2 separate regions of the Homo sapiens genome follow, and region 1 is linked to region 2. The links are chromatin contacts, found by Hi-C or POLR2A ChIA-PET in ENCODE. All regions are on one chromosome and are shown on one strand. Each heading gives the region's core, a stretch centred on a gene start or an enhancer-like site at or near the end of the contact. The rest is flanking DNA. Distances are from core to core; before and after follow the strand shown.

Region 1 (5,313 bases), core at 2,625-5,124, 200 kb after region 2:
TCAAGTCCCAAATCAAGATCATGTGAACATTTCCCTTTTTAGAAACGAAAAGAACTTGGGGATAGGTGGTCAGAAAATAAAATGGAACAATTCAAAAAATAAATCCTCAAACGCAGGCCAACATGTGGCTGCTAGTTTGCAACCTGTGCTCCTCATTACCCCAGTCCTATATTTTCCTGTTGTACCTCCAGCACCTCACAATTCCTGGCAGAACAGAAGTGCCTCTGGTATGACCACGTGAAGCTCAACCAAGAGACCCACCAGAGTGGCAACGGATCTGAAATTTCCATCATATGCAGAACAGCTGAAGCAACTGGAGAGGGTTTTTAGCCTTGGAAATGACTAACAGGAGGCATAAGAGTTGTTGCAAATAAGAACATCCTTTAAAAAAGTTAGGATATATAGTCTGGTCAACACTTTGGAGTGGGGAGGAGGTTACTTTCAGGTAAAATATACATCTGACAACTGACCACGGTTCCCCAACTACTTCTACTGTCCATACCCACCTCCCCCATTTCTTCACTGGCCCAGTACCTAAAAGCATTTGGCTGTCATATCTGGTAAAGGGAATTCAGGCTTTGCCTTATAATTTTTTTTTGTTTTATTATTTTTTTGAGACGGAGTCTCACTCTGTCACCATCTGGAGTGCAGTGGTGTGATCTAGGCTCATTGCAACCTCCACCTCCCGGGTTCAAGTGATTCTCCTGCCTCAGCCTCCTGAGTAGCTGGGATATAGGTGCCCGCCACCACACCCAGCTAATTTTTGTATTTTTAGGCCAGGCTGATCTTGAACTCCTGACCTCAAGTGATCCACCCACCTCGGCCTCCCAAGTGCTGGGATTACAGGCGTGAGCCACCGTACCAGGCCCAGGCTTTAATCCCAAATATCTCACCTACTTCCTACCTAAGAATCTTATCTAACTCAGGATTTTTTTTTTTTTTTTTTTTTTTTTTGAGACGGAGTCTGGCTTTGTTGCCCAGGCTGGAGTGCAGTGGTGCGATCTTGGCTCACCGCAACCTTAGCCTGCCGGGTTCAAGCAATTCTCCTGCCTTAGCCTCCCAAGTAGCTGGGATTACAGGCATGTGTCACCACGCCCAACTAATTTTGTATTTTTAGTAGAGATGGGGTTTCTCCATGTTGGTCAGGACGGTCAAACTCCCAAACTCAGGTGATCCGCCCGCCTCGGGCTCCCAAAGTGCGGGGATTACAGGCATGAGCCACTGTGCCCGGCTAACTCAGGATTTTTCTAAGGATTAAAATGAGATATGTAATGAAAGTATTTGGCAGAATATCTGGCAAAGGGGTCAAGAAATGTTCAACATTATTATGGAGGTTTAGATCTTTTCTCCCGTCCGAGTACTAACCAGGCCTGACCCGGATTAGCTTCCAAGATCAGATGAGGTCGGGAGCATTCAGGGTAGTATGGCCGTAGAGGTTTAGGTCTTTTCTATAAAACACCAAATAATACAACTATGGTCAAAACACAGAAGTTGCAGGGAGTCTGATTTTGGCTTCATAAATGATACTTCTGTAACAATGCCAGCTGGAATGAGATTACAAGTGTGAATGTTCAAACAGAGCAGCAAAGGTCATTCCTCAGGGGACTCTGGAGGAGATTCCTACCCCAGGTAGGAAGTTGGTTGATTTCTGCTCTGATCCTATGACTACTAAATGCATAGTATGAAAAACTACACTTATAATGTGCATTAACAAGAATATGACTGATCTCCATGGATATGGAAAGATATACAAAATAGAATTGGGGGGGGGAAATTATAGAACCATACAATGGGAGCCCAAGTTTTAAAAACCAGATATATATTTATGTGCTTAGAGCATTTCAGGAAGGGTATATTAAGAAATTTATTTGGAAAATCTTGAGAGGTAAGCTGGAGTGAATGTACACTCTCCACTCCATGCCCAAATGTTTACTTTTCACTTTATACCCTTCTGTTTATTTTTTTGACCAGCAGCATCAACTTTTTAAAAAAGGACCAAATAGGCCAGGCTCAGTAGCTCATGCCTATAATCCCAACACTTTGGGAGGCAAAGGTGGGAAGATCACTTGAGCCCAGGAATTCAAGGCTGCAGTGAGAAATGACTGTGCCACTGCACTCCAGCCTGGGCAGTAGAGCAAGACTCTGTCTCAAAATAAATAAATAAATAAATAAATAAATAAATAAATAAATAAATCAATCAATCAATAATAAATAAAAAAACCAAATCATTTGGTTGGCCAAAACCTTCTGATCTGAGCTTTGCTCGGCAACCACTCTCCAAGATAAAGCTTTATGTATCACCTCACATATTCACTGTCAAGGCTCAGGCACTCTAGATTACTGGACTCCCCAGTCAACATTCCCATTACCAAAAGTCCCTAATCTTGGAGGCTGCTTCAGGTCACCCTCTCTTTGTCCCTCACTTCCTGAGTTTTTTTTTTTTCCTCCAACTATACTCACTCTACTGGTGATCTCAAACAGCCCTCTAGCTTTTAAGATACTGTCCAAATGCTGACTCCCAAATTTCTATTTCCATCCAAGACCCACTCTTAAACTCTAGACACACACATGCATCGCAACTGCCTCCTCAACAGCTCCACTTGGATATTGAGTAGACATCTAAAACTTGCTCTTCCCACAGCCTTGCAACTCAGCTGATGGCATGTCCAGGCTTCCAGTTGCCCAAGTCCATAACCTCAGAGTTAGGGAAAGTTGAGTGTGACCCACAATGCCAGCTACCTAGAAACTAAGGTAGATCTAGGTACTGGGATTAAAGATATCATAAAATCATTAAAATGTTTTCTGAAATGTTTGAAGTTAACTCATTTTATTTCTAGGATTTGGATTTCAACATTTTAATTTCTTTGGAATATAAGTCACTTTTTGCAAGCTAAAAAATAGAATCAAACTAAGGTGATCTAGTCCTCTAGGCATCCAGGCTGATCCTTGGAATCATGAGCAGAATGATGACATACTACAAGGTGCTAGCAATACGGCTATAAACTCTAAATAATAACCACTACATGTTTCATTAGGAAACAGCCAAAAGTCCGGCCGTTAAAGGAATAATCTGCAGAACATCTTGATTTACAAGGGACAAAATGATGCAAATTATATGCTGTCCAACCTACTGGTGAACTGGATCAGAATGGTCCAAGGACTGTTAAACAGAGGAAGTATTTACATTTTGAAAACTTGCTCTGCAGGATAAAAAAATTCCTGGTTGCTGTCAGTAAGAAAGCAAGTAAAAAAAATATTACAGATGAACTCACTGATCTTTGATTTTACTAAGGTCTTCCACTGGAACATGAAGGTAGGGATAAGTGTACAGGATAATATACTCAGATATTTTTAAAATAAATTACTTAATAATAAGAAATTAGCCATACCACATTGTTCCATTTGCTACAAGAACAAATTGGCAATGAAGACTATTTAAAAGAAATGCTCAGCTCTACAGAGGGTGGTGGCAGGCAACACTTTTCCATTACAGAATAACCTCTATTCTTCCATGATACATATTCCTGTGGAAAAACTTGTCAGGGCCCAGGGATGAAAAATAGAGCTTGTCCTAATTAGCTAACTGTAGGTTCACTTAACATCTTTGGGAAGGACCCAAAAAATCTGGCCATTATTTTCTTAAACATCTGCAAGCTGCAGAATTCCTTAGTCCTCAGCTATAGTTTCTGCTAGATATCTTAAAGCTGGGACAGTTCCACTGTGACTCCTCCTCAGCTATGGGGTGGGTGCTAGTCATCAAAGTCTGGAATGTCATCATAGGAGTAACCACGGTAGCCTTTGGATGCATAGTAAGCGATGCGCAGGTGGTAAAATCCGGGTAGGAACACCAGAATGCCAATGATCAGCACTGGAACGGCCCGGTCTGCCCCCTGGTGGCAGAAGGAGGCAAACACATTAGTACCGTAAGAGTTACACATTTTAAAATAAAACGTCACAGACCTAATCCTTAGATCAGTATTTTATACTCTTCAGTACTTTTTCTTTGAGTTGTATACCACCAAGGGAAAAGGTTTCCTCCTGATTATAAATTGAAGACAAACTACAAAATATTAACAATTATAAAGAAAAAAATGACCCATTCTCATCCAGATATTTTGGCTTCTTTTCCTTTTTTTAAAGCTCTTAGTTGTGAACACACCATACTCTGTGTCCTGTGGCCAATATTATTAAAACCTTTTCATACATTTAAACTGTAAGGATGTGTAACATTCCACCGAAATGGACATACTACAGTTTTACCTAACTGCCCCACATACAGCTGCTGGACACTTTGGTTGTTTTTCACCTTTTGTAATTGTACAGATACCACTACAATAAACTCTGTGTTTTTCTCAGCCTTTCAGGTTTTCTTTTCTTTCTCTTTTTTCTTTTTTTTTGAGGTAAGAGTCTTGCTCTGTTGCTCGGGCTGGAGTACAGTGGTGTGATTACAGCTCACTGCAACCTCGACTTCCCAGGCTCAAGTGATCCTCCCACCTCAGCCTCCAAGTAGCTGGAGTTACAGGTGTCAGTCACCATACCTGGCTCATTTTGTACATTTGTTTGTTTGGTAGAGATGAGGTCTCGCTATGTTGCCCAGGCTGGTCTCGAACTCTGGGGCTCAAGCAATCCTCCTGCCTCAGCCTCCCAAAATGCTAGAATTATAGGCTTGAGCCACTGCACCTGGCTGGCTGTGTTCCCTGTTGTGTGTTAATTATAGTCAGAATTGGTTCAAGACAACTTGGACACTGTGTATGTGGGGACAGCCCATGAGAAAGAACCACCAACTACTTTAGGTTTCTAAGGTTTCATATTGAAGCTCAACAGGAACTCCAACCAAACCTACTGTAAGAAGGAACTGACTTACGAGGCACAGTGACCCCACACATATAACAGAATTGCTATTTCTCTCCAAATACTGACAGTATGTCCATGGCACTGCACAGCTACAATGACAGCATGCTGCTCCAGCTACAGCCCTTTACCAATCAGGACTCCTGTATGCCAGGCTCAGCCATGTTGTTCCAAACTATGACAGGGCAAACTGTCTAATATCTCAGAGGCCAAGTTTGCCTACCTGCCACCACCTCCCCTATAGGAACTATGGAAGTTTACTGTTGCTCAAAGGAAGAAAAACATGTTTTGCCAACAGAGAACAAAATGTAAAAGAAAATCTTTTTGGTTTTTCTGCTGGAATCTGCTGTACCAGACATGAATATAAAAACAAAGATTGAACAATGAAAAAAATCTAAAACCTGAATAGACAAAGAGTAATGAGATTAAGGCCATAATAAAAAGTCTCTTAGCAGAGAGAAG
Region 2 (5,208 bases), core at 2,212-4,711:
TTCTGCACAATAGAGGGCCCACCCCTCAAGGGCACAGGCCATGGTTTGTCCTCAGGCTCCCTTCACCCACAACATCCAGCGTGACAGAAATACTGGGTACTCAGCAAGAGGCAGTCAAATGCACAATGCAGGATACAGAACCGAAACACAACAGGGGAACCACTTCGGAGCTGGAGAAGTCTGACACTGTGTCTTAGAAATCACGAAAGCTGGACACGAAAAACTTTTCCTTCTGCTGCCCTAAGCCTAAGGAAATGAGTGGTGAGCTTCTCCAAAGCAAAAACACAACCCAAAAAAGCCCACAGAGGCCATCTGCCATCCTTCCGGCAGTGCTGCTGGGAGTCAGGCCTGCACGCCCGGCTGCATCTGCCTTTCCTCTCCACCTTGCTCCCTGCTCACAGTCTCTCTACCCCAACTGCAGAAAATAAACACAGAAGTCTAAAAGAAATGATAATTCACAGCCTATGATGGATCTATCTAAGCAACTAGCAGAACTAAAAGTCTAAAATATGAGTTCACATTTTCATATGCAAAAACTCCCAAAAAGTATTTTAGGAAACATAATAATCTACAAAAACACAATAGATTCATTAAAATTAGGCGAAATATATCATTCCCAGGACACCTGAGGGAGAAGCCTTCTTTCATTTTCACAAAGGAAACGGGGCTCGAGGGGTCACTTGTCCAAGGTCATAATGCCACATGCTGTAAACATATCTCTATCCTCAGAAATGTAGGTTTGATACCCAAGGGGTTAGAATTCCATAAAAGTATCCCAAAATCTGACTTTCACTTGCAATGGCCATGCGTCCAGCTCTGGCAGTATTGATCTTGGTGAGCACCCCTAGAACAGATGCTGTCCTGAGTGAGATCTGGGTGTCCAAGTACCAGAGGGGGCCTCACCCTACTGAGGTCTGGCTGCCAACCTTGCTCTGCTGGATGGGAACAGCGCATATGCTCACGGAGGAGTTGGCCATTTGGGGATTTCTGCTCTTCCCTCACTAACCCCACAGGAAACCTGAGGCAAGGCTGTGAGAGGTGGTGCGGCTGACAAGGTAGCCTGGCCTCGTCTGGCCTAGCGCAAAGATGGGAACAGGAAGGGTGGAGGAGTCTGCATCCCAACAGGAAGGGATGGAGGGTGGAGAGACGTGGGGGGGATGAGAGAAGAGGAGACACACGAACATGGGGTGCAGCAAACGTGCCCCCCACGGTGACTGGCCAGTCAAGGGGGGAACCAGCGGCCTCTCTCGTTGCCTCAGTGCCCCTTCGCTGCCTCAGACACGCAGCCCCCTGCACAGCAGGCCCCCAAGTGTGCTAAGGACCCACACGGAAGAAGGTCTGCAGACAGGGTCTGAGGCCGTGCGGAGCAGGAGCCCCCACCGGAGCCCCAGCTCACTGCCCACCTGCTGGTCGGAGAGGAAGCAAGGGGTGCAGGCAACACACAGCACTGCAGGCTCAGATTCACAGCAAAAGCCCCCCTCAGCCTGGGAGGCCCAGACTGCCCACAAGGTGCTGGCAGGGGCGCTCCCCTCCCCCATCCCAAAGGCTCTCTCTAAGCCGCTCCACTGGAAAGATTCTTTAATCAGGACACATGAAGCACATTCCATTCCGTGCTGCTTCTCTTTCCAGCTAAGGATTCAAAGCAGGAAGGGACCCCCAGGACGAGAAAGAGTGAGACTGGGGAATGAGTTCAGTCCTAGCACAGTCACCTTCCTATCCCACACCCCTGAGGCTTGCCTAGGCCCCCATCACCTTTCTCATGGATGTCACTGATCCCCTGGGATGGTCCTCACCCCCTATACTAAGTAACCAAGTAACGTCCTTCAAGGCACAGCCCCGGGGGCGAGTCCCCTGCTAACAAAGCCATTGAATGCTCCCTGTGCCTGTTGATAAGTCCCAAGCTCTGGCCTCTGTGTGCCTGGGCAGGGGGATCATGCCAGGCTGTGACTTCCTGCCTTTGCTCCTGCCCCTGCTGGGATGGAAGCTGCTCCCTCAGCCCTCCTGGGCAGAGCCCTTGGAGCCTGCAGGGCCTGTCTCAAACACCACCTCCTCCAGGGCTCCCACCAAGTCCCCTGGAGGATGCACTGTGTCTCCCTGATGGCGCTGCCCTTCGTGCTGCAAGCCATGTGCTTCGATGTCACCATTGCGCCCCACAATGGCCAGGCCCCGCACCTGCCACATAGACCAGTCACTGAATATCTGCAGGGCTGAGCCAGTACTCTTTCTCTTTGCCCAGGTTAAGAGAACGGGCACCACCCACACCCCGACAACCATAGAAAACCCCTATCACAAGCCCAACACCCCACCAAAGTCCCCAGCACACCTGCACCTGCCCAGCAGCACACAGTTGCTGACGTGATTAGAGTCAGCACCACCTGATTTATGACTAAGCAAATGGCCACACTGTGGGGAGGATGGAAGCAGGGGTGGGGCTGCCATTCCTTGCACAGCCAAAGGTCATGGGGGACTCACTCTGACTCCTCACAAACACAGCAAGAAAGGCTGCTTTCACCCAGCCTTGTGGGCATGGGGCGCACAGACACGCACCCTCCTCCAGGCCACAGCTCTGCATTTTGGGTCCCTGAGCCATCCCAGTAGGGTGTCAAATCCCTCTCCTGTTCTTACTCCGCTCAAACTGCTTCCCAGGCCAGCAGGGAGGTGAACCACGCTGACCCAGGTAGTTCTGTTTAGGTCTTGTGCCCCAACAGTGGGCAAGATGATGCCCTCTGTGACCAAAAGTATTTACCCCAAGTTCCCCCAGGCCCTCCCTTCTGTGTCCCATTAGCAACTTTGCCCATCAGGCTCAGCTGCTGGCCAGGCCTGGCCTCCTTGGCATGAGCTGGGGCAGAGCTGCACACGGTACACACTTCACTGCAATAAACACAGCTTTCATCCCCTATTCAGGTCAACCAATAATGCTCAGCTAGAGACACTGACCAAATTCACAGAGGGATTATGCCTACAAATCCACGGATAAGTCAGCGGTTTAGAAAAAGAACATCTCCCCAGAGAACCAGTGCTCCATGGGCAAGGTAAGGATCCTGAGTGAGCCAAAAAAAGCTCTGCCGTGCACTCTGGACTTGAAGCACAGAGCCCTGAACACTGTACCCAAAGAATGAAAGAGGGTGCTAGTCAGGTTGAGCCCTTCTTGGAAGGCCCAGACCACATCTCCTTCCCCTAGTCGGTCAGTGATATCCCTGCCCTGCCCCCTGGGGGGTTTGAGGAGACCCTCCTCCCTTCAGCCCAGCTTGGTGGTTGTGGGCAGACTAGCAAGGGCTGGGATCTGGGAACCATCAGAGCTTGCCAGCCCCAAAGCCTTTAGTCCACATAGCTTCTTTCCATCAGCAGACCTGCAGCCTACCCTCCCAGGGTGTGGCCTATCCTGGCAACCAGAACACCTGCACATGGCTCACCGCCCTCCAAGGCTCCCCTATCCCCGTGCCGCGTTAGGGCAACCCTGAGGTCCCGAAGGATTCTGACTCATCAGAATGCAGTCCCTGACTTCAGCTCACACCCACCTCCCACCGCAGGGAGGGCCAGGCCTTACTCAGCCTGTCTCTGACAGAGCAAGAGACAGCTGGCCGTGAACTTAGGACAGTCCTGCCAGAGCAGGCTCCACTTCCTGAGCAGTGCCCTGGGGTAAAGCAAGAGGCTGCACTGCGAAGAGGGGAGAGGAGCAGGAAAGGAGAGGAAAAGACAAGCTTGCAGGAGGAGGTAGGAAGGTAGATAAGGATGTTTCTCTTCCTTCCTGTGCCAGCTCCACGTCCATTTAAGCTGGTGGCTGGAAATGCAGAAGTGAACAAGCCAAAGCCCTGGCATCAAGGAGGAAGCACCGTGGGAAAAAGACATAGAAACAAAAAGGACAAACTGGAATAAAGGCCACACTGGAAGGATGAAAACAAGGTGGGAATTCAGAGAACAATGAAGGGCTCCACAGAGTCGGGAGGGCAGGACAAGCTGGGCCTGGAGGATGAGCTGTTGTGTGCCAGGCGGGTTGAGGGAAGACACACAAGAAGGTAGACAGCGGGCCCTTGGGAGTGAGGCCAGGGAAGGCAGGAGACAGGGCTCAGAGGCATGGCTGGAGATGGAAGTGGGGCAGAGAGCAAGGGCAAGCCTAAATGCTGGGTGCAGCCTGGTGTGTAAAAAGGGAGGAGAGCTGCAGTGTGGCTCACCCTGAGGAGGGTGTGGAAGTAGAAAGATGGCACTGGGTGTGGGGCACAAAGTGAGTCCAAGAGCAGTGCCCTGGAGGCAGGGAAGCCAACGGGGAGCCTGGTGGGACACTCTGGTCTGAACGTAAGGAATAGGGGCACAGAGGGGTGCTGGGGAGCGAGCATGACTTGCCAAGGGGGCAGGGGAAGGAGAGTGAGGCTGAGTTTCCAGCTTGGACAACTGGGTAGGGGAAGGTGGCGGTGGTGCCATTCACCAAGAGAGGAAATGACTGGGAGGAACACTGAGGGGTGGGGACCAACGGCCACTAGGACATTCCCGTGCCTCCATTCTGTCCTTGCCAACAGCCCTAGGCAAACGGCGCAGCTCAATGCCTTCTGCGCTCAATGCCTTCTGGGGGCTTTGGCATCCCCCATTAGTACCCCAATCTCACCTGCATCCAAACGTTGTCTGTAGCAAAGTAGTGATTCCCACACAGAAGAAAATGGTCCCAATGAGCTGGCTGGTGGCCCACTGGTCGTACCCCACACACATGGCATCGGCCAACAGGAAGGGCACTGCGATCGTGCCGCTGAAGCATGTCAGGTAGTGCTGTGGGCAGGAAAAGGGTCAGAGGAGAAACAGTAAACCCTTCCTCATTTATTCTTGATTTCATCCTAATTCTTCTCTCTTATTGTCGTTAAAAAATAGCCCACATAAAGAATCTCCTTGGTTTTTCGACCAAGCCATACTTTTTTCCTTCTTTTTCAGTATTTCTCCTTTGTTGTTAAGACAGTTTCACTCCCATTGCCCTCGACGGAGTGCAATGGTGCGATCTTGGCTCACTGTGACCTCCACCTCCCAGGCTCAAGCAATTCTCCTGCTTCAACCTCCCAAATAGCTGGGATTACAGGGGCGCACCACCACGCCCAGCTTATTTTTGTATTTTTTGTAGCGATGGGTTTTCACCGTGTTGGCAAAGCTGGTGTCAAACACCTGGGCTCAAGCGATCCGCCTGCCTCTCCCTCTCCAAAGTGCTGGGATTACAGGCGTGAGCCACCA

What was found. Hi-C counts contacts between places; a loop is a spot of excess contacts on that map. ChIA-PET counts read pairs that join two places held with the same protein, here RNA polymerase II (POLR2A). Pooled maps may share reads with other maps.
Region 1: a loop to region 2 is called in a pooled map, with 4 times the contacts of the local background. The contact joins two enhancer-like sites. A Hi-C loop is called at or near these places in 3 of 50 pooled maps. POLR2A ChIA-PET finds 5 or more read pairs at or near these places in 3 of 52 experiments (GM10248, K562 and T-cell).

The regions. Positions count from the first base shown.
Region 1 is chr20:5,097,042-5,102,354 of GRCh38, forward strand. TMEM230 (transmembrane protein 230) reads right to left here. Exons shown (of 4, transcript NM_001009925.2): 4 at 2,809-3,890. The coding sequence ends at 3,750. It also overlaps the pseudogene RNA5SP474. Among named protein-coding and RNA genes, the nearest start is that of TMEM230, 13 kb to the right of the region's middle. Within about 2 kb of position 3,875, at least 2 of the 41 ENCODE cell types and tissues checked have a DNase peak (open chromatin) inside an H3K27ac peak, as active enhancers do.
Region 2 is chr20:4,894,955-4,900,162 of GRCh38, forward strand. It overlaps SLC23A2 (solute carrier family 23 member 2), which reads right to left. Exons shown (of 17, transcript NM_005116.6): 6 at 4,601-4,758. Among named protein-coding and RNA genes, the nearest start is that of RASSF2, 74 kb to the left of the region's middle. RefSeq lists an enhancer at 1,815-2,336. Within about 2 kb of position 3,462, at least 5 of the 41 ENCODE cell types and tissues checked have a DNase peak (open chromatin) inside an H3K27ac peak, as active enhancers do.